Linked DNA regions of Mus musculus: region 2 is linked to region 1. Evidence: chromatin loops called from intact Hi-C (ENCODE). Cell type or tissue: left cerebral cortex. All regions are shown on one strand. Links, peaks and the distances in the headings refer to the core of each region. The heading gives the core; the rest is flanking DNA.

Region 1 (11,530 bases), core at 1,236-9,235:
ATGGCTCTCTTCTCTGACCCCATGCCTTGCCCCTGGCCTTTGACCCCAACAATTCCCTGGAGGCTTTTTCTCAGTGCTTCTCCAGCACTGAGACTGCAGATGCCCGTGTGCCCTCAAGCCCTTTTCTCATCTGTTGTCTCCAAGGGCTACCCTGGATCTCATCTTCCTCTCGTCTTACCTTTTTGTTCCTCACAAAAAAGCTCTGGCCACTGGAATTTTCCTGAAGCCCCTGCTGGCTGCGGTTTTGCTTCCATCTAAGGATCAAGGGGTTTGTGAGGGCAGGTGGGGATGATCCTGGCAGGCTGCGGGCTGTGGGGAGGGGACAGGAAGAGGAGGGGCAGCAGACAGACAGGGCTCACTTTTTCTGGATTTTCATCCCCCAGATGGCCAGGATGCAGATAGTCAGGCAGAAGCCTAGTCCCAAGGCGACCCGCTTGCCGATGGTCTCTGGACTGTCTGGTGAAGAAAGGTAAACAGGCCCACTCTGCCTTGTGAAGGCAGAGAGAGAGCATTCTGTCCTTATCCTTTCACGAAGCCTGGTCCTTCTTGCCTGCAGATCTCCTCCTCATATGGGAGATGGATAGAGAAGAGGATGGAGAAGAAGTCCCTGTCTTTCCACCCCTGATAGCAGAGAAGAGACAAATCTTTGCCTCTAGCAAGAGCTACTCCATAGTCAGCTCTCACAGAAAGCCTGTGACCCTTGAGTTGGTTGCTGCCCTGCAACCCTGAGAACAGTTTGATCAGACAGTCAAAACTTAAAGTGCACCCAGACAGACTCTGCTCCAACACAAGCCTGGTCCCTGGCTTGTCCTTGCAGGTGTGTCCACAGCAAGGGTTTCAGTTCGTCTCTGCCTTGAAGAGGGTGCTAGGGAGATGGGATGGGCTACAGTCATTTGAAAGAGGCCAGCACAAACTGGGCATGGTTACTCCTATCTGTAATCCCCACACTCAGGAGGCTGAGCCTGGAGTTCAAGGCCAACCTGGGCTGCATAGCAAGACTCTTATCTCAAACAAAAAAGTGTGGGTGGGTTTTGTAGGAAAGGGAGATTTTTTTTAAAAGATTTATTTATTATATGTAAGTACACTGAAGCTGTCTTCAGACACACCAGAAGAAGGCATCAGATCCCATACAGATGGTTGTGAGCCCCCATGTGGTTGCTGGGAATTGAACTCAGAACCTCTGGAAGAGCAGTCAATGCTCTTACCTGCTGAGTCATCTCTCCAGCCCAGGAGATGAGGTTCTTTTGTTTTGTTTTTCTACATAGCCCAGGCTGGCACTGGCCTTCACATGGCATCGCCACTCCAACCTCTCAAGGCCCTGTTCAGCTTCCTTTTTGTGCTTGAAAAGATTTTTTAAAAAAACTATATGCTAGTATTATCTTGTTTAAAACACTAAAATATCAAAAGATAAGAAATAAGGATCTTAGCTGGGTGGTGGTGGCCAACACCTTTAGTCACAGAACTTGGGAGGCAGAGGCAGAGGCAGAGGCAGAGGCAGAGGCAGAGGCAGAGGCAGAGGCAGAGGCAGAGGCAGAGGCAGAGGCAGAGGCAGAGGCAGAGGCAGAGGCAGAGGCAGGTAGATCTCTGTGAGTTCATGGCCAGCCTGGTCTATAGAGCAAGTTCTGGGACAGCTATGACTTCACAGGGAAACCCTTCCTTGAAAAGCAAAAACAAAACAAAACAAAACAAAACAAAAATTAAAAAAAAAATAAAAGAACTAAGTGTCTTATCCATCAAGGGCGAGATTGGCATGTAGAAGAAAGGAGGAAGGCAGGCCGGAAGAGCAGGGGACTTTCCACTCAGGTCACAGGGTATGTCTGAGCTAGACACAGGAGAAGGAAGAGGGAAGGGACTGCAGCTCCCAGGACAGGACAGGGACCAAGGGAAGACAGCAAGGGGAACTTACAGTAGACAGTGAGGGTGCTGGGTGGTGACTCTCCTGTGCCTATCCCATTGGTCCCTTTGCAGCGGTAGGAACCCGTGTGTTGGACCTCCAGGGGTTCCAGTCTCAGTTTCTGGCCTGAGGAGTGGAGGTCTTGGCCACTGGAGTCAAACCAGGTGTACTGTGAGATGGGCGGATTGGCATCACTCTCACAGGACAAGGTGGCCTTCTTCCCCTCCATCACATGGTCCCCAGGGCTGATGGACACACGCAGCCTCCGAGGAGCATCTGTAAAGGAGACCCCGAGTCAGGCCGGGGCAGCGGGTCACCTCATCATCTTCTCATTTAGGCCCCAGCTCCAGCCACTCACACAGCACTTGGAGGTTCCAGGCCTGTGACAAGGTCTCTCCGATGGAGTTGTTGACCATGCAGTTATAATTTCCAGAATCTTCTGGGGAGACGGAGCCGAAGCTCAGGTACCTCCCTTCCTGCACGAGACTCCCATTCTTCTTCCAGAAGAAGCGGACCTCTGCCGGGTTGCTCTCTGCGAAGTCGCATTGGAGGAGGACACGCTGCCCAGCGCGGATCTCTGATGCGGGGCTTACCTTCAGTACCTTCACGTCTCTGGGGGCGTCTGCAGGGCCACAGCCTCAGGTGATGTTTTGGTTTTCTTCCCTTCTTGATGTCCCCAAAGTTTCCTGTCCCCTTGATTAGGACACCCTGTCTCCTTGGCGCTGAGCCCTGTGCGTCCTCCCTCAACCCTCTCTTTTGGCCTGTGGCCCGAGTCCCCATCCCCTCCCCTCACTCTCCCACCCACAGATCTCAATGTGACCTCCTCCTGGGCACCCCATATCACTCACAGTGGACATTCAGGATGACAGGGAGGGCCCACGAACACTTGTGGTTGCAGGCAGCACAGCTGACAGGCATGGAATCCCATGTCACTTTCTGAATCCTCAGCACTCCGGGTTTGAGCACACTCCCAGAACCTTGAGGGTTCCATCTGTAGGAGGTGACGTCTGGATTGCTGGAGTTGTACCTACAGACCAGGGTCACACTGTCTCCTTCCAGGATTGGTGTGAAGCTCTGAATCACTGTGGTCACCGCCTTGGGAGCATCTTAGGGTAGAATGGAGAGGCAAGCAAAGATGGAGAGGCAAGCAAAGAATGATTTCTTTTCTTTCCCTTTGCAAGCACCAGACACCACACGTGAGGTCTTACATGGGCTAGGCAAGAGTTCTACCACTGAATGAACTATATCACTAGCCCTAACCTATTTCTCTTTCTTTCTTTCTTTCTTTCTTTCTTTCTTTCTTTCTTTCTTTCTTTCTTTCTTTCTTTCTTTCTTTCTCTCTCTCTCTCTCTCTCTCTCTCTCTCTCTCTCTCTTTCTTTCTTTCTTTCTTTTTTTCTTTTTCTTTTTTTTTTTCCAAGATAGGGTTTCTCTGTGTAGCCCTGGCTGTCCTGGAACTCACTTTGTAGACCAGGCTGGCCTCGAACTCAGAAATCCACCTGCCTCTGCCTCCCGAGTGCTGGGATTAAAGGTGTGTGCCACCACACCCGGCTCCCTATTTTTCTTTTTTAACCTTTTATTTTTGAGTCACAGTCTTCTTAATTTGCACAGGTCAGCCTTGAACTTGAATAGCCCCTGAATAAGCGAAAAGGCCGACTTGCACCACCCTGGGCCAGTTGCAAGGCTGGTTTTCACAGAACCTTTTCACATTGTCCCTGAATGCATCCTCTCCTGTCCCCTCTCCTGTCCCCTCTTGCACCTGTGAAGCAGAGCCCATGCTGTTTAAAGCTGTGTGATGGTGGCCTGTAGACCCCTATCAAGTTGGGCACCTAGCCTTCTAGAATCTTCCCAAAGGATATCCTTAGAGCAGCCAGTGGTGTGATACTACTGCTGTTCAGATGTTCAGAGTATGGGTAGCCCTGTCTGTATCCAAGCCACTAGGTACCCAACAAACACTATCCTGGAAGCATCTCCAAGGCAAGCTGTGCAGTGCCGAGGAATGCCAAACAGTGGGGCAGAATGGTGAGATGGTCCCTCTGGCTCTCAGATCTATCAGGACTTCTTCAGGGCCTCACCCGTTGCCTACGAATGTTAGATCTCCATGCCTCACATCGCCCAGGCAGGCCTCAAACTTGCTATAGAGCCAAGGTGACCTTGAATTTATGATCCTCCTGCCTTGTGTCTTAAGTGCTGAGATTTCGGGTATGTGCCACTACATTTGTTTCTTTTATGCGGGGCTGGATGAATCCAGAGCTGTATGTGTGCTAAGTATTCTACCAAGGGAGCCAAACCCCCAACTTCTCTATAGGGGATTTTAATCAGGGGCTCTACCACTGAGCCACGGCCCCAGCCCCTCACTGGGGGATTCTGGGCAGGGGCTCTACCACTGAGCCACGGCCCCAGCCCCTCACTGGGGGATTCTAGACAGGGGCTCTACCACTGAGCCACGCCCCCAGCCCCTCACTGGGGGATTCTAGGCAGGGGCTCTACCACTGAGCCATGCCCCCAGCCCCTCACTGGGGGGATTCTAGGCAGGGGCTCTACCACTGAGCCACGCCCCTAGCTCCTCACTGGGGGATTCTAGGCAGGGGCTCTACCGCTGAGCCATGCCCCCAGCCCCTCACTGGGAGATTCTAGGCAGGGGCTCTATCACTGAGCCATGCCCCCAGATCCCTCACTGGGGGATTCCAGACTAGTGTTTGGTTGCTGAGTACCTTACTGGTATATTGTAGGTTGTATTCTATTATTGAGCTACATCTCTGGTCCTCTTTCTACTTTTGAGCCAGTCTTACTAAGTTGCCTAGGCTGAACTTGAATTTACTCTGCTGCCCAGGCAGGCCTCACGTTTGTGATTTTTCAGCTTCCCCAGTAGCTGGGATGACAGATCTGGGCCACCAGGCTGGTGAGATTCATTCATTCATTCATTCATTCATTCATTCATTCAACAAACATCTACTAAGTAAGTGCCATAAGCTGAGGCTCTTGGTCACTGTCTAGAATGCAGCTGTGAAGCTCCAGGTGCCTGGTGGCTTGTCTTCCAAACTCCCTCCCACCCCCTCATCCTACACCCAGTACACCCCTTCACCTCCACACCCATCACTCCCTATACCTCCACACCCCAACACACTCAACACCCACTACACCCCCTCACTCCCACAACCCCTCACCCCTACACCCTCCCTATTTGCCTTCCTTATTTCCCTCTTTCCTCCAAAACCCAGAAGTCAGTTGGCCGCTCACAATGGACATCCAGCTTAGCTTCCTGGTCTATCTTTCCATGACCCAGACGGTTCTCTGCCAAGCAAGAGTAATTCCCAGCATGCCACGGGGAGACTTTAGGGATGCGGAGCTTCTCTTGGGTGTCTCCAGGTATAGGTTTCCTGTTGTGATACCAGGTGTAGTTTGTTGCACTTGGACTGGCCAGTGACTCACAAATCAGCTCTACTGACTGTCCCTCTTCAGCGGGGGAAGGGTAGATGTGAACCCTGGAGGGTTCTGGAGCATCTGAAAGAATGTATGGCCACAGGACAGGTGAGCAGAGCCTGCTAATGTGGGCAGGCAGCCACCTGAACCTCTGGTATCATCCCTTGAGGATCCTGCTAACTCCGCACCTCCCTCACCAGCTTCAAGGAAACTCACAGTGCACCGTGAGTTCCACTTCTTCCGACTCTCCTGGGCCTATGTCGTTGGAAGCCTGGCACCGGTATTTCCCTCTCATGTCCTTGGTCACTGAATGCAGAATTAGCTTGGACATCTGTTGTTCCTGTTCCAGTTCCTGATCCTCTAGGGGGCGCCCATCCTTGAACCAAGACACCGCCACGGTCCTGAGTTTCGGGTTGCTGCTGTTAACCCGGCATGTCATGGTCACAGAATTGTTCTTTTCCACCTCTGTGGGATTGACCTTGATCTCCAGCTTCGGGGTATCTGCGGGAAACGAGAAGCAGTTGCGGAGAGCACAGGGAATGCTCGGTGGCTGCACTGTTATTCCGACAGCAGTAGCACGCACATCTGTGGTTCCTATGTCCACCCAGGTGACTGCCCCAGCTCCTCACTTGTCTGCCTACTCTCATTTCTCCTGTCCCCTACCCTTGTTGTCTCTGCCGGCACCCCGAGTATCCCTAGCATCGTCAAAGACTGGCACTGAAGCTGTCTATCCACTGGGCTTGTACAGCCCAGGGGACCAGCCCTCTCTACTTCTTTCCCTGCTTAGCTGAAAAGGCTCAGGCTTGACCCACACTCCTCTCCGGTCCTCGGCCACTGCCGTGGGTACACGATGCTCCCCCTCAGGACCTTTGTGCTTATTTCTTTCTCTCCATGGGAACTTCTTTGCCTGTTCTCTATCATGTCAGCTGAGGTCTGCACCTTCCTCACATGAGTCTCTATCCTTCTAATCACCCGCCTCCTTTTGACCGGTTTTTGAGGTATTTGTGCGCGCCCGCGAGTGCGCAGGTGACTATGGTCAGAGGACAGCCATGGGTGTTGTGCTTCAGAAACCATCCATCTTGTTTTTACATTTTTTGAGACCAGGTCTCTCGCTGATCTGGAGCTCTATTAGACCAGCCCAAGGATCCACCCGGATCTGCCTCCCCACGGCTGAGACAACAAGCAAAGGCCACCATACCCAACTTGTTTTGTTTTGTTTTGTTGGCTTTTTGTTCTTCCAGACGGGGGTTTCTGGAACTCACACTGTAGACCAGGCTGGCCTCGAACTCAGATCCACCTGCCTCTGCCTCCCAAGTGCTAGGATTACACCACACGCTGCTTACATTCAACGCTTAAAATGTGAGCTCTGAGCCGGGTGTGGTGGCGCACGCCTTTTATCCCAGCACTCAGGAGGCAGAGGCAGGCAGATTTCTGAGTTCGAGGCCAGCCTGGTCTACAGAGTGAGTTCCAGGACAGCCAGGGCTATACAGAGAAACCCTGTCTTGAAAAACCAAAAAAAAAAAAAAAAAAAAGAATGTGAGCTCTGGGGTTCAAACTCAAGTCCTCATTCTTGTAAGGCAAATACATTTAAAAAAAAAGTTTGTTTTCTTTTCTTTGTGTGTATCTGTGTCAGAGGGACGGCCTCAGATCCCATGGAGAGACAGCTCTTGGTGGTTGTCAGCTGCCTGGTGTGGATGCTATGAATTGAATTCAGGTCCTCTGCAAGAGCAGTAAGTGCTCTAAACCATTGAACTATCTTTCCTAAGTACTTAAAAAAATATATTATGGGGCTGGAGAGATGGCTCGGCAGTTAAGAGCACTGGTTGCTCTTCCAGAGGACTAGGGTTTCCAGCATCTACAGGGAGGCTCACGACTGTCTGTAACTCCAGTTCCAGGGCATCCAACACCCTCTTCTGGGCTCCACAAACACCATTCTTGTGATCCGTGCACTGGCATACATTCAGGCAGAACACTCACACACATACAAATAAAAAATTAAAAGTCTTTTAAAATTGAATAATCAGTATATCACATAGTACTAAGCTTTAAAAAAAATAATTCAAAGGGGGTTTATTAGATTGGCTAGACAAATTCAGAGTTATCTACCCAGACCTCTTTTTCTATTAATATACATATCTCCTCCTGGCAATTCTGTTCTATGTTTCTTATGTGTCTATTCCATTTCAACTGTTAATCCACACAGGCAGAACCTGTGTGCTCAGCCTAAGCTGGCATTCAAGACAAGACTGGCACCCAATCAATTCACAAGCTTGGGTGTTTGTTTTAAGGTAGGGTCTGATTGGCTTAGAACTCACTATGTAGACCAGGCTAACCTCAAACTCACAGAACTCCACCTACTTCTGCCTCATGCATGCTGGGTTTAAATGTATGTAGCACCATGCCAGGCCCCACAGTAAATATTCATTCAGTGGGTGAATGAATGGGTGAATGAAGCATAAAATAATGATGTGAAAACTTACATGTATGGAGAACAATGAACTCTAAGGAGATGATCCTCAAAGCATGATGTGGCTTCAGAATTGATTGATTGACTGACTGATGGATGGATGGATTGATTGATGCTGGAGGTTAGTCCTGGGTCTCACAAGTGCTAAGCAAGCACCATACCACTGAGCTACATCTCTAGCCCTTGGTTTTTGAGACCACAGTGTTTTACTCCCCTGCCCAGTGCCCGATTCCAGGCCTGCATTACCACACTTAACTGGGTTGCCTTATTGTTCAGGCCAAGGCAGAGGCTAAAATGAACCTGTGTCTTGAGACACAGGACTAACAGAAGAGACAGTTGTGCCACCGCAGAAACAGGTGACTGACAGCTAAACCTTCAGCGGACACAGGCTCTTCCCACCCTGGGTACAACGCAACAGGATTTAGGAAGAAGGTGACAGGTAGCATCCTTCCCACCCGGAGACTCACACTTAACATCCAGACGCACAGTGCGCTCTGAGAGCACTTTGGAGGAGTGCTGGACTTGGCACTTCACACTCTTTCCGTGGTCCGTCCACTTTGGTTGGAAGGTGAGCTTGCTCTCTGTATAGACATTCTTAATGGAGGAGGTGACAGAAGAGGTGATGGAGGTGACAGAAGAGGTGATGGAGGTGATCTCAGAATCTTCTAGGAACCACTTCAAGAGGATGTCATACCCAAAGCAGGAGAAATTCAGTCCACAGGTCAGAGTGACACTTTGGGATTCCCGGATTTCTGATGGCATCTGGATGTAAGGTTGGAACGGTTTCTCTAAGGGGAAAGAAGAGAGAGGCCTGCTTGCTGGAGATGGGACACAGACTGGCTGTCCACCCCTGACTTCAGGCCTCCTCTCCCATGTGACCCCAGAAGAAGCCCTTCAAGGCTAGCCTTTCTTTAGTCAGTTCGACTACTCTGGAAGGCCTTGGGAACACAAGCCTGCTGGGAAATTGTGTTTAACATTGACTTTGTTTCTCACTTTCTCCTTCCATTATGTTCCTAATGGCCTCAGGATCACCCAGGGTGATTTGATTTGATTTGATTGATTGATTGATTGATTGATTGGTTTAATTCTCCATGTATCATTGGTGGCACGTGTTTGTTTGTCAGACTCAGACTTAGAGTCAGCCAAGCACAACATTCCTTTAGTGGGGTGATCCTGAGGCCCTGGGCTCAAATCTCCACCATGCCAGACCATCTGACAGATGATGTGACACCAAGAGACGCAGCATGGACAGCTCTAGTGTGGAGTGATGATACTGTCTAGGGCAGAGGCCCCTGGCTGTTGTTAGAGGTCATGTCTGAGCCCTGTGCTCTCCTCTAGCCTAAAAGAATTTGGTCATTAACACACTGAGAGATTTGAAAATCCAGACCTCTCTCTGCTTTGGAAAGCTTCAGAAAACCTGAGAGCCTCGACAACGGATTCCAGAACAGACACAAGCTGAGGAGAGAAAGCCTGAGGTAGGACAATTGCTCATGCTGCAGTTGGCTGTGTGTGTGTGAGAGAGTTATGTGAGTGAGTGAGTGTGTGTGTGTGTGTGTGCATCAAAGCTTCCTATTTGGTGAGCAAATGAAAAGGAGAAATAAAAAGGAAAGAACATGATTGCTCCTAGGTGTGGTGGAAGAGAAATTATATTGTAGATAAAAGGGAGAACATAGCCAGAGGCAGGCACATCTGGGAGAGTCCAGAGTGGATATGACCCCGAGCCAGGTGAGGAAGGGTGGGAGAGGGGAACCAGGTACAGCAGCCAAGGAAATGGGCTAGAGGTAAAAGAGGGTGGGCTACCCAGATGGCTGGATTATATAGGGAAGAGCCTGGGGGAGGGGCAGCCCGGCTCTTGGGCTGGGGAGATGGGCTAGAGAGTGGGGGCCAGGAGCCAGCCATTCTTTGTAATAGGTAGGGACTGAGGGATGCTGGGAGAATCTGGTGCCAGGCCCTCTTTAATATGTTAAATAGGCACCTTGGCTGTTTGCTCCAGGGTTTGAGCAGGTCCCTCTTTGCTGCCGCTAGAACAGTTGGCTGTCTCCCCATGCCTTACCCGAGACATTGAGGTGAATGGGCTCCATCCATCGTTCAGTCCCTGCGGTCATCCTCAACCCCAGATTCCCACTGTCATTGGCACGTATCGGGTGGATTTTCAGGGTACAATTGTCTATTCTGTTCCCCAGAAATGTTACTCTCCCTTGCTTAGAAAGGTACAGCTCAGACTCTGGGTCCTTCTCAGTCTTTGTGGCGTTGTACAGGACAGTTCCTGTGAATTTCTTGGTGGCCTTGTCAAACTCATAGTTCTGAAAAAGGAGGATGTTGTCCAGACGTGCCTTGGGTAGTGGAGTTTTGTACTTGCAAGGAATCCTGATGCAGGCTCCCTCCCAGGCAAAGAGGGTTTGGGGATGGTCAACGGTCCAATCATTTGCTGAGCTGTACCGAGCCGAAGCCACGTGTCCTAAAGGCCACAACTCTGGTCAGAAGTTGTTACTGAGGGGTGAGAACTTCCACTGGAAGTAGGAGAGGGAGACACTGGGGAGACACACGGTGGAGCAGGAGCACAGAATCTCTGCGGTTCCCCTCCAATGCCCCAGGTCCATCCCCTCTCTGCATTATCCACTGATATCTCCAGACCCAGCTACCAGCCTGGGCCTCAGCACTTACCTAGGATCAAGAGGAGCCACAGGTAATGGACGCGCATGGTGTCTCGTCTGGGTGGGACCTAAAGAAGGAAGAATTAGTCTGTAAACTGGATGTGTTAGCATGTGACTGTAATCTCAGCATTCAGGAAGTTGAGTAAGGAGAATTGCTATGAGTCTGAGGCCAGCGTGGGCTACATTCTGAGACCCGGTCTCAACAAGAACAACAAAAGGAATTTGCCTTTGAGCCATCTTGTTGCTCCCTTATCTTGTTTGTTGTCCCCTGAGTTCTGGCCCCTTTCTTCCTGATTTTGTGTGTGTGTGTGTGTGTGTGTGTGTGTGTGTGTGTGTGTGTGTGGTGTGTCTAGTTATAGTGATAGAGATGTGGGTAGAGCCCCTGCCTAACAAGCACAGGATCTAGATTCAATTGTACTAGTACTAGCCCAAAAAGTAAAACTAAACTCATAGTGCAGTATATTTGGAGGAAGTTGGAAAGCCTTAGAGCAGCGAGAAATCTGAGCGATTGCCTCCTGAGCCCTGGGTGCTGATAGGGAGCAAGGGGCAGGCATCCCTTTTCTAACAACAGCCAGTCGTTAGCAGGTGGGAATGGGGACCTCATGTTGTCCGATCACCCACTGTCTGACCATAAGGAAGAAGCCAGATTGTCATGAGAAATGTCTTGCTTTAGAAGCAATACATAGGACCAGCCATAGTGGTATATACCTAAAAATCCCAGAATTTTGGAGCCTGGATCTATGAATACAAGCTTGAAGCTAGTCTGGCTTACCAAGTCATTATGAGTAGTATTAAATAAGTAGTAGCATACAGCTCTAGCCTGACGGATCAATTTAAGGGCAACTAATTTACAACTCTTATCTCTCTCTCTCTCTCTCTCTCTCTCTCTCTCTCTCTCTCTCTCTCTGTCTCTCTCTCTCTCTCTCTCTCTCTCTCTCCAACAAGCTTGGCCTCCACCATCCTACACTTTATGTAGAGTTAAATTTAACAATTTAACTCTATTCATGTGGCTGTGATCTCTGTGTGAGTCCCCAGGGATCTTGCAGGATGTGCCAACAGAGTGTGTCTCCGGTGTCCGAGAGCAGAGCTGTGTC
Region 2 (11,530 bases), core at 2,122-10,121, 210 kb after region 1:
AGATTGAGGTATAGAATTCCCTATCTTCTCTAGAAAGATTTTCATGACCAGCTTTCTGGTGGTTGATCTGAAACTAACGTTTCTTGTGAAATGGACTCAGGTCATGTTTGTGCCTGTCTTGTATTTCTCCGCAAAGCTGATATACCTTTCACCTAACCTGGGTGCTCAGTGACCCAACTCAAAATCTCTCCTATCCTGGTCCCTGGGTCACTGTGAACTGTTAGTCATCCTCCCATGCATAAAATACTGAGCAGGACAGGAAGAATGGAAGAGAGGACTCAGTTCTTACCATAGTAGAAAGGATCATTTTTATCTGCAAAGAGAAAGGACACACACATGAATCTAAGACAGTAGGGGTCTTGGGAAAGTGAGGTGGGGGGTGGGCTTCGACTCACTTTCAGGGTCATTGGCATCCAAAGTAGGCAGGCCTGCAGGGGACAAGAAAGAACAGGTTACGACTAAGGTGGCCTTAGCAGAGCCCTCAGCCGGATCCATGGAGGTTCCTTGCCTATGAGCAATGTTCCATGGGAGAACAGCCCCACCTCACAGTGCAAAGGATTTAACCTCTGCCTGGTTCCATCTGGAGGTGGACCTTCCTGGAGATACAGGCTTGCACCTTCCTGGAGTTATGGGCTCGCCCACCCACCCCGACCCTGAGACTTGCCACCAGAAACATTGTTTCCAGCCTCCGGGCGGGGCCGGGCCACGCCTCCTGCTGGAGAAGCCTGCTTTTCAAGAGAGCAGATGGCTCCTGTTCCCAGGACTGTTTCTTTCACACCAGCACTGCTTACAAACCGCCTTGCTGGCCCCAGCATGGCTACAGCCCACAGTTATCGGGTCTTCTGACCTTTCCCCTTTGAAATGACTCACAGTCAGCAACTTGAGAGCAGTCCCACGTCCCTTTCCCAAACAGAAGACTACTTGTGCCCAAAGAATAGTAAAGTAAAAAGTGATCTAAAAGGGTGGGGGCTGCCGGAGAGAGGTGGCTGAGTGGTTAAGAGCAATGACTGCTCTTGCAGAGGAGCCAGGTTCAGTCTGCAGCACCCACAAAATGGTTCACAACCATCTCTAACTCCAGTTGCATGGGTTCTGATGCCCCCTTCTGGCTTCCACAGTTACCAAGCACAGACAAGTAAGCAAAACCATCATATCCATAAGTAATTTTTTTTAAAGGTGGCTTGCTCCTCAGGTATGACACCCAAAGGTGTCCTTGGCTGCCACATGAATAAACACGCACATGCATGCACACACATGAACACACACAGTCATACACATGCAAAGAAGAGGCAGAGCAGGTGAGGAAGGAGAAAAGCATGCCAATAGCAAGGAGGAAGAACTCAATTCTGGCTGAAAGCTCATCTGGCTTCATTCCGGGCCTGAGTTCTGCTAATGGGAGAAAAACAATGCTTAATTCTTAGGCACACACGCTTGGAGCCTGCTCCACCCAGGCCCTGGTCAAACATTAACTCATTTAGGGCTCACAAAGCCCCTATGACTAAGTGACATTCTTCTCTGTGTTTTCACAGATGGAGAAACTGAGGCACAGGGTACTCAGGTTACCTGCTCCATCACTGCTAGCCTCCTGGTTGCTTGTGGGATGGCAGTGTAGGGAGGGTGTGACACACAGCACAACAGTACTGGACTGAGCCTTTTGCTTGTTGTCACTGATGATTAAATGGCATTTCCCCAGTGGATGAAGAGAGAAAGCAGGGAGGGAGAGAGAGAGGGGGGGGGGGAGAGAGAGTCTGCCCGTTGAGAGGCTCTGAGAAAAGGCAGTTTGGGGGCCAGATACTCACCTGCTAGAAGGACCAACAGGCTCAGAACAACCTCTTGCATGTCAAAGCCTTGACCTAGAGGAGTCCAGAAAACAGGCCTAACCTCAGCAGGGTGACCAGGATGTAAGGCTTTGTACCTCTGTCTCACCTGTTGCTCACCAGGAACACAGCCCAGGGTACACACAGGAAGACTGGCAGTGAACCTGAAGCTCACTGGGCAGGAAGATAAGAAGCCCCAAAGTCAAGTGGGGGCTGGGTGAGCATTCAGGTTCCATGAAGGAACAGGTCCTATGTGCAAAGAGGCCATTTTCCTGGCAGTGATATTAGGTTTTACTGTGAATGGATTTTTTTCCTTGAGAGAGGAGGTAGAACAGTGTTTTGCTATGTCTAAGATGGCCTTGAATTTGCCACCCCCTGCCTCAGGTCTCCAAGGGCTAGGATTATAGGTGTGCACCATCAAATCCAGCTTGTTAGCCCCATCTTACAGATGGGAAAACTGAGGCTCTGATACAAGAAAGTTGATGCCCTGGATGACTTGATCCAGAAAGCAGAATTTAAACAATGCCTCTTTCCCAACTAGCTGTTCATAACTCAGAACTGTGAGGGCCCCGGGGTGTTTTGGGGAAGAGGGTGCCAGGAGCCAGGTGGCAGGAGGCCCGGGTTCTGGGAGTGGCTCGCACAGACAGCTTGGAGCCTGCCAGGCTCTGCCCACACACTGCAGGCTTCTAGCTGAGGCCTGAGCTGACCCCCTGGGCTGCTGGGTGCGTGTATGAGGGAAATAATGTCAAGCTGGTGGGATATGTCCAGAGGGACCTCTGTCTTCTGCCCCACCCCTGGGTCTGTCCCTTGAGACCCCACTGAGCGTTCTCTGCAGTCCCAACTCTACTCCAGTTATTGCCCCCTACCCTAGCCCTCACTCTGCTCAGCCCCTGCTTACTCCTCCCCCCAGCCCTCTTGACAGCAAACACTACAGGTTCTCCAGTGAGGCTTAGCACAGAGCCCTTTCCATACAGCCCTGGCTGTGACCATCTGTCTTTCTATCACCCTGGAGGCCTGTAATAAAAGTCCTGCTGCCTGTGAACCTCCCCTGCTTGCCCTGCTCAACTGTCCTGAGCTCGTAAGCACGTGTACACACACATACACACACACACACACACACACACACACACACACACAAACACTCATCCCGGCTCCCCACCTGCTGGACACTGTCCAGTGACTTTACAGTGACTCCTCTCTTTAATCCCCAGCAGCCCCAATGTCACCCTTCAGAACTAACCTTTTTTCATTCACACCAAAGCACATACTTGGGAATGGAGCCACCAGTCACCGATGGTGCAGGGGAGTCCCACATGCTCACACAGACGTTGCCATTTCTCTGGGACCAATCCCAGAGGCCGAGAAATCCTTCAGCTTCTTTAGTAATCTAAATCAATGCTACAGGTTTGCCATTCAAGTAACTAGGGAAGCCGAGGCAGGAGAAATTCTACTTCCAAGCCAGCCTGGGATACGACTAAGTGCAAGGACAGACTGAACAATTTAGTGAGATATTGTCACAAAATAAAAAGTTTTTTTTTTTTTTTAAAAAAAAGGATATAAGATACAGCTCAGTGGTAGAGCCCCTGCCTAGAATCCCCCAGTGAAGGGCTGGAGGTGTGGCTCAGTGGTAGAGTACCTGCTTAGAATCCCCCTATGAGAGGCTGGGGGCGTGGCTCAGTGGTAGAGCCCCTGCCTAGAATCCCCCTGTGAGAGGCTGGGGGCGTGGCTCAGTGGTAGAGCCACTGCTTAGAATCCCTCAGAGAGGGGCTAGCAATGGAGGCTTGCTTAGCCTGCTCTTCAGGCCCTGGACTTAATTAACACTTATCACTCACACACACACACACACACACACACACACACACACACACACACATACCATGCACACACATACCCTGGACCCATTTGTTTAGATTAGACATATATTTCTTGTAGTTGATTTGGGGACTATTTCTCAGATGTCTAGGGCCCCAGCAAGCTTTGGGGAGCTCCAGTAGTGGTTAGGGGTCTCAGCTATGGATGCTTGTGGTCTAAGGCTGCCCCCTGATACTCTGTCACACATGCATGGGTTGCAGCTGAGTGCCCAGCCTATGCGGCCATTTTTCTCAGTTCCAGCCTGACTCCCTCATACTGTCTTTTCAGCTTGATGAAGCTGACACTGTTCTTATCCCACACAGCCATCACATGGGAATTCATCCTAACGCTGTGTGCTCTATCAATATGGCTGCTGAATCTCACCTCTTACACTTCTCTCTCCAGACTCTTCCAAGACCCCAAAGGACCACAATCTCTGAGTGAACCAGAGTGGGAGCCAGCACAGAGAGAACCAGCCTTGCTGGGACACTAAGCACCCCTCATCTGCTTCCTGCCTGTGCTAGTCAGAGGGCAGCTTCCGTGTTTTCCCCTACTCCAGGACGGTGGATGGTCATATCTGCAGGGTAGGATGCATACACCCTTGTCATCTGAGTCCCCATCTCCTAACCAAGTCCCGCTTTACAGCTTCCCTGGATCAGACTTCTCTCTCCTGGTGTTCATCTATCTTCCTTGTGCCCTAATAATACCTGGCCGCTCAGACACACACCTCCATCTGCTTCCTCCCCCCAGGGCACTTAAATTACTCTTCATCTACTTAGTTACCCCTAGACACCCCTCTACTCTCATCCACTGAGAAACCCTCAATCACGATATTACGATGTAGTCACTTCCTGTACACCCTGACACCTCAGATACCTCAGGTAAACCCAGACTTCTCATCTTCTCAGACCTCCCCCAGGCTTCCCCAATCCGTCTATGAATATCAGGTGAGTCCCCCCAGTTGTATAATCCAGTCCCACAGAGGTGAGCCATCTGGGACAATCAGCTGACAGAGGCGGGTAGTCTCCTGTCCCCATAAAAGAATCTTTAAGCAGGAAAGTTTTAGGGGTCTTTAACCCCAGTTTCTATGTAATAGGTGCAGTTAGAGGAGAGTTAGAGAGAGTGGGGGAGCAGAGGCTCAGGGAGGAAGGGGCCCCCAAGGCCACTCACCTGAGTAGCTCAACAGGCTGAGAGGTGGTTCCGGGAGAAAGCAGAGTATGGACTTGCCAAGCCGGGACAGCCTTTATCCACACTGCCACGCCCTGAGCAAACCTGGGCAGGCAGGCACAAGTCAGGTCTCCCTGAGGCGAGGGACGCCCCCACTCCATTCCTCCCTTAAAGAGACAGTTCTACTCATTCTTTAACTATAGTAGCCTCAGGTAAAGTGGAAGGGGACCAGGGTGGGCTGAGGATTGGAGGGAAGAGGGTGTGTCTGATCTCCCAAACATCAAAGGAGACTGGGAACGGGGAAGATTCTGGGGTCCTTAATGACAGACGCCCATCATCCTGGAACGATGTGGGAGAACGTGGAACATACATGTAATCTGTTTCTGATTTAGGTTGTAGTGGGGGTGGGGCTTTTTCTTTATTTGTTTGAGACAAGCTCTCACTATGTAGCTCTGGCTGGCCTGGGAACTCACACTACAGACCAGGCTGGACTTGATCTTGTTGAGAGTCACCCATCTCTGTCTCGCAGGCTGGGATTTAAGGCATGCACCACCAGTTGTTGTTTTGTTTGGGGATGCACCCACTGGCATTTGTAGGGAACTAAAGCCCACTCTCCATTCTGCATTCTTTGTTGGCAGGGGTTAATAAAAGACACTGACAAGGCCAAAGTTGTAATAGGAAGAAGGCACTCAAGTGGTGGGTAGAAGTTGGGGAAGGTCTGGTTCTTGGGGTTCATAGACCAGGCCCCAGAAGACTGAAAACCGAACTGACTTTCAACGTTTCTCTCAGAGATGAGGAGATGTCGGGTGGACGTTCAATCTACGGAGTGGGTGTGGGCATGGATGTGGATGTCAAAGTTGTCTTCCTCTACTGCAGATGAGTTCCCTGTACTCTACAAGCCCCCACCCTTCCCTGCCCCCTGTCCAAATGGCACTCCTTCCGCCTGGGGTCTGTAAGGCTCCCACATGGTCCCTGCTGGAGGTGCCCCCTCCCCCAAAATTCTTCCTCCTTACACAGAAGAACTTTTGTCCGGGGTCTGGATGGAGAACAAGGCACCATTGAGTGGCTGGCAGAGGATTGGGGTCACCGGGAGGGGCAGGGCCAGGAAAGGGGTGGCTTCTATTCGGCCACCAGCTGGACTCCAGACGACCCCCAACACTATGGTGAAGGCGGTAGGGTGGAGACCCAGAGGCACCAGGCTTGGGAGAGGTTGCTGTTGTGGGTGTGGAGAGGAAAGTTTAAGGGAACTTAGGGCCAAGGGTCTGTGGGGCAAGGAAAAGGACTCCCCACTTCTCGCCAAGGCCTCCCTCCCTGATGTAGCTCACTTAACTATGATAGTCTGTGTTCCCTGTTGGTAGCTCCTGATCTTCAGGCCCTAGCCAGGACAAGGCATCCTGCCTCCCATAAAGGAGCGGAGCCCTCCCTCAGGGCAGTACCAAAGCAAGAAGCACAGCTAGAGATACAAACAGAGGAAGGACAGGCCTGGCAGTGGTCTGGCCTGGGATGGAGGGAAGAGACTTCCAGGTCCCCTTAGGGCATCTTTGTACCTAGCCACATCTTCCAGAAGCTCGACTGCCTCTGGGGAAAACATCTAAAACCCTTGGTGGTCCTAAGAGTAGGAGAGTGTCTCCCTCTGCTGGACATCATAGAACTACATGCATCAGAGAGCAGGAGCTAGGTGGGGTGGGAGTGGGAAAGCTTGGGTTTCTGTCCTTCATCCCTCCTGGGTGTGCACCCAGATGCTAGAGGGACCAGGTGAGAATCGCGAGCAGATTGTGAGGCAGGATGAGTGTGAGAATGACTATCTTGTCTAAGATAAGTGGCACCCTGTGGTTAGATGTAAGCAGTCTTCAGTCTCCTTGATAAGGGACCAAAGTGAGGTGTGTGAGGTGTATGTGTGGAGGGGGGTGATACCACTGTGGCAGAGAGACAGTGTCTGTGTGTGGTGTGGTGTGGAGTGGAGTGTGTGTGTGTGTGTGTGTGTGTGTGTGTGTGTGTGTGTGTATGTACTTGTATAGGGATAAAATATCCCCAGAGAGTCACACCCATATGGAAGAAGACAGAGGAGAGATCGGTAATCCCACTTGTACTTTGACATTTTACCTACTGAGAAATGTGCTGTTTCTTAAAAAGCTTACGTGAGGGGGCTGGAGAGAGGGCTCCACAGTTAGGAGTGCAAGCTGCTCTTGAAGAGGACGTGAGTTGTGTTCCAGGAACCCTCAGCGCCACAACTGCTTGTAACTCCAGCTCCCAGAGATCCGATGCCTCTGGCCTCTGAGTGCACCTGCACACACATACAGCATACCCTCTCAAAGACACACAATTTAAAATAAATTTTAAGTATGTTTTAAAAGTTTGGTTGAAACTGTTGAGGTGGTAGGGCAGTCTGGTACATACCTGTAACCCTAATATTTGGAAGGCTGAAGCCAAAAGAGTTTGAGTATGAGTCCAGCCTGGGCTACAAAGCAAGTCATAGGTTAGCCCAGGATATGTTGCAAGATCCTATCTCAATTGTTTAAAATATTAGATAAAATAAAATAGTAAACTAAAATGAGCGTACAGTCATTGTTCAGTGTCTACACATATTGCCAGGATGCCTTGAATGCTTGGCTATTCAAGTCCTTTATTTGCAATGCTATAGTGTTTGCCCAGAACCTAGCCATGTCTGCTATGGATTTAAAATCACCTACACAGTACTTGTAACACTCAGTACAGTGGAAATGTTAGGTAGAGTTGTTACTCTGTATTCAACAATACAGAGTTGTCCTGGCAGTTGTGTCTGCCCAAGACTCTTGTCTGCACAAGACAAGAGCCGCCCTACACATTTGTAGCAGATACCATGTTGCAAGGTCAGAAGGTCAGACATCCTCCAGAGAACACATTTTTCCCCCAGAGTACTTGTTACAGTTGATGGATTCCTCCCACACAGAACAGACAGGTGTAGAGGGGTGATTATATGTACAATATATTCTATAACAACATACATTAATATAGATGACAAGGTTATTGGAAGTATCTTTCCTTTATGTTTTTTTTTTCATTTTTATTTATCTGCGCGCGTGCGTACGTGCATGCGTGCATGCTCACAGTGTCCTCAGAAGCCAGAAGAGGGCATTGGATCCCCTGAAGCTGGAGTTTCAGGCTTTTGTGACCTGCCCACCGTGGGTAATGGGAAAGAACTCAGGTCCTCTGCAAGAGCAGGAAGGGCTCCTAGTGCTGTCATCTGCTCAACAACCTCCTGTTGCCTTTTTGAGGTCATCTGGCCCAGAGCAACCTTTGTAGCCTGGAACAGGCTCTGATTTCTCAATACTGTGGGAATTCTAACTTAACAGGGGAAAAAAAATCAACCACCCGTTTGGTCTCAGCATCACAACACTTTCAGGAATGCAATGAAAGTAGAGTCAAAGCTACAGGTATCAGTGAACTGGCCTTAGAGGTCACAGGGGATGGGTCATAGGCTCTCATTCCAAGCCTGGGTCCTCCTGGTCAAAAGAATGGAATCTACCTGTAGTCTTGGGTAGAGACATGACATTCTGATCTGCTCCAAAGATTAGAACATTACACATCATTGTCTCCTCCTACCCTGGCTTACATCTTTCTTTCTTCCTTTCACCCACCCCACCTACCCCCACTTCGTAGCTCTGGTTGTCCTGGAACTCACTCTATAGACCAGGCTGGCATCGAACTCAGAGATCCTCCTGCCTGCCTCCTGAGTGCTGGTACTGAAGGTGTGTGCCATCCCTGCTTGGCTCCAGCTTGCTTTTGCTGCTGTTACTCTGTCTCTCTGACCAAAAGCTACTTAGGGGAGGAAACAGGTTATTTCAGCTTACAGTCCAGCATTGAGGGACATCAAAGCAGGAACTTGAAGCAGAAACCACAGAGGAATGCTGCTTGCTTGACTCGCCCGCAGTCTCAGGCTTTGCTAGCTCTCCTATACAACCAAGGATCAGCTGCCTAGGGAATGGTGTCACCCACAGTGGACCCTCCTGCATCATTAAACAAACAAGACAATTCCCCCACAGACATGCCCACAGGCCAATCTGATCTAGGCAATTCCTCAACTGGGACGCCACTTTCCAGTGACTTTAGGCTACAGTTGAGTTGACAGTTAAAATTAACTAGGACAGCTCCCTTAAGAGTTAATCCAGCTGGGCCTGTCAATCACCTGGCTGGATCATCCCTCGAAAGTGGATTCACTAAAGCCCTGCTAAGGAGATGGAGGAATAATTATCCCCTTAAGGCGATGATGTGCTTATCCTTCACAGAACTCCCTCCTCAGTAGGGATGCCTGAAAGGGTTCATTGTGAACACTGCAGCCTGACAGTTTTTCTAAGTTACAAGAAACAAAACAAAACAAAACAAAACAAAACAAAACAAAAACAAACCAACCAAACAAAACCATGCCTTTTTCTTTATTTACAATCTTTTTCTTTCATATACCCGTCACAAATTCTAAGCCTGCTGTCTTTCCCTGGCACTTTGGGTTTCTTCACCTTTCTCTGAAGCTTCCCCCTTTTCTTCCATGCAGCTGCCTGCAGACCCCCACTGCCAGAGAGGCGGCTTTCTCTCCTCCTCCTCCTCTTCCTCTTCCTCCCTCCCCCCCCCAGGTACATCTTCAGGGATGTCTGTGTAGCCAGAACCCCCACAGGATGTCACTGGAGCCCTGGAAAACAGGACATGTCTGCTCACAGTGCAAAGGAAAAAAGGAAATAATAAGGGTTTCCTCCCCACCCCCAAAGGCCTTGGAAAGTTAACTGACAAAAATGCCTGGGGCTGGACATGGTCTGCATAGGCTATCATCTCAGTTCTGGGGAGGCTGAGACAGAAAGATGGAGAGTTCAAGACAGGCCTGTGCTACATAGTGAGACCATGCCCCTTCCCACCCCCCACCCCCAAATCGAACAGCGTAGGCAAGGTAGTTCCGCGAGTAGAGGTGTTTGCTGCCAAGCCCAATGACCTGAGTTCAAATCCTAGGCTCCACATGGTGAAAGATGAGAACAGATTTCAAGGTGTACTCTACACCCACACAAATATATAAACACACACAATCAAATCTTTCCATAAAGGCAACAAGGACAGACAGACAAAGGGAGGAACAGTAACTACAGCAAAGAGTTTATAGGGGGGCACCTGGGAGAGGGTCTCTGGTAATAAAAAACAAAGCCTGCCACCCACTTATAGGCTGGGGATAGTTAGAGAGCGAGGTGGGGAAGGGAACCAGAGATTTCTCTCTTTAGCCTTCGGTTGGCCATTGCTAGGTGTAGGCAGAGAAAAGCAGTACGTGGTGAATTATAGAATTCTAGGTTTCTGATGAACACCTCTCACACCAGCCATTACCCAAAACCACAGTGCAGAAAGGCAAGCATTTAGGAAACTGGGGCCGCCCTGCCAGCGCTCAGGAGGCAGAGGCTAGTGGATCTCCTTGAGTTTGAGGTTAGCCTGATCTACAGAGCAAACTTCAACGTAACTTGTCTCCCAAGGGAGGGTATAAAAACAAGAATCTTCAGTTTGATGGCATTGCACTGTTTAAGCAACAAGGTGGGGGTGGGGTGGGGGGGGGGGAAGCTTTCCAAAGTGGTGTGGCCTGGATGTCTTAACTGCATTCTGTTAGGTAGGCACAAGGGCATGCAGCAGCTGCCCCAGCTGTTCTCTGTTGCAGAGGCAGTGTCCTCATCAGGAGAGTCTTCTGGAAGAGGAGGAAGATGAGGAGGAGGTAGAGGAGGAAGAAGAAGGGGAGGGAGAGGAGAAGGCCCATCTTTAACACACTGTGTGGGAACAAAGACATTTAGGCTGGAGTAACCTGGGCCAGTGAGGTGGTTCCCTGGGGAAAGGGTGATTGCTGCCAAGCCTGGAGACCAGAGTTCAATCCCCAGCCCCCCATGGTGGAAAGAAAGAAGTAACTACTACAAGTTGCCCTCTGATTTCCACAGTGTGCATGCACACACACACACACACACACACACACACACACACAAACACACTAAGTAATGTAAATGTATTTTAAAAGAAGACTAGAATAACCTAAAAGTTAAAACGAGTTTAATCGAGAATAAGAAATCATATTTATGTGTGATCTATATATTAAATATACTTCTTTATATTAAATATCTTATGTATTGATTTTCCCCTCGATAAAAGCCTTTGTTCTCTCCTGCTCTCCCACTGTGTCTCATAGTCTGCTCAGGGATCAGTTCCCAGCCAGTGACCCCTGGCTACAAACTCTCCCTGTCCTGACTTAACCTCTTGCATATGTGGCCAGAGCCTGAGGCTGCGGGAACATTGAGCGTGCAGCTCATGAGGCTTGGCTGGTGCTGCCTCTTGGCAGCCTGGGTCCCACCTCAGCACCCTCAGTCACTCCGGGCCTCCTGTACTGACCTCAGAGGCTAATCCTGAGCTCTGAGCAAGCCAGAGCGAGGCACACCCTGTTGTTGTTGACTATCTTGGCATTTTCAAAGGATTGTCCCAGTCACTGTGGCTCTGGGGCTAGCTGTGACTGGCTCAGCGACTTGTCACTTAGGGCCAAGTCCCACTGTGAAGGGAGGGGAAGACCCAGGTCTTCTGTTTAAGCAGTGAGATGACAGAGGACAACAGAGTGCCATTTAGCCCTGAGTGCCATCCCCCCAGACAGCTGGGTCAGAGGGGGAGTGTTTTGGAAGCAGGCTCCTGCCTCCAGCACCAACAACAGAGGTTGTCACCAA

Evidence for each region. Peaks named below come from ENCODE experiments on the same cell type or tissue, not always from the same donor. Only the 100,000 strongest peaks of a DNase experiment are listed, where the experiment ranks them.
Region 2: it touches region 1 in a loop (4-fold over the local background); 5 of 42 quality-filtered maps call a loop at or near these places.

The regions. Positions count from the first base shown.
Region 1 is chr7:30,867,604-30,879,133 of GRCm38, forward strand. It overlaps Cd22 (CD22 antigen), which reads right to left. Exons shown (of 16, transcript NM_001043317.2): 4 at 10,447-10,504; 5 at 9,836-10,240; 6 at 8,250-8,570; 7 at 5,532-5,816; 8 at 5,133-5,396; 9 at 2,743-3,000; 10 at 2,253-2,516; 11 at 1,907-2,170; 12 at 360-456; 13 at 179-254. The coding sequence starts at 10,483. Among named protein-coding and RNA genes, the nearest start is that of Cd22, 7.0 kb to the right of the region's middle. In left cerebral cortex, for the core only: a CTCF peak has its summit at 5,678 (motif pointing right); a DNase peak (open chromatin) is centred at 5,670.
Region 2 is chr7:31,071,786-31,083,315 of GRCm38, forward strand. Fxyd3 (FXYD domain-containing ion transport regulator 3) reads right to left here and starts at 4,912. Exons shown (of 8, transcript NM_008557.2): 1 at 4,836-4,912; 2 at 1,797-1,850; 3 at 396-428; 4 at 290-313. The coding sequence starts at 1,836. In left cerebral cortex, for the core only: a CTCF peak has its summit at 6,469 (motif pointing left); DNase peaks (open chromatin) are centred at 2,435, 3,118, 5,899 and 6,454; H3K27ac peaks cover 2,370 bases.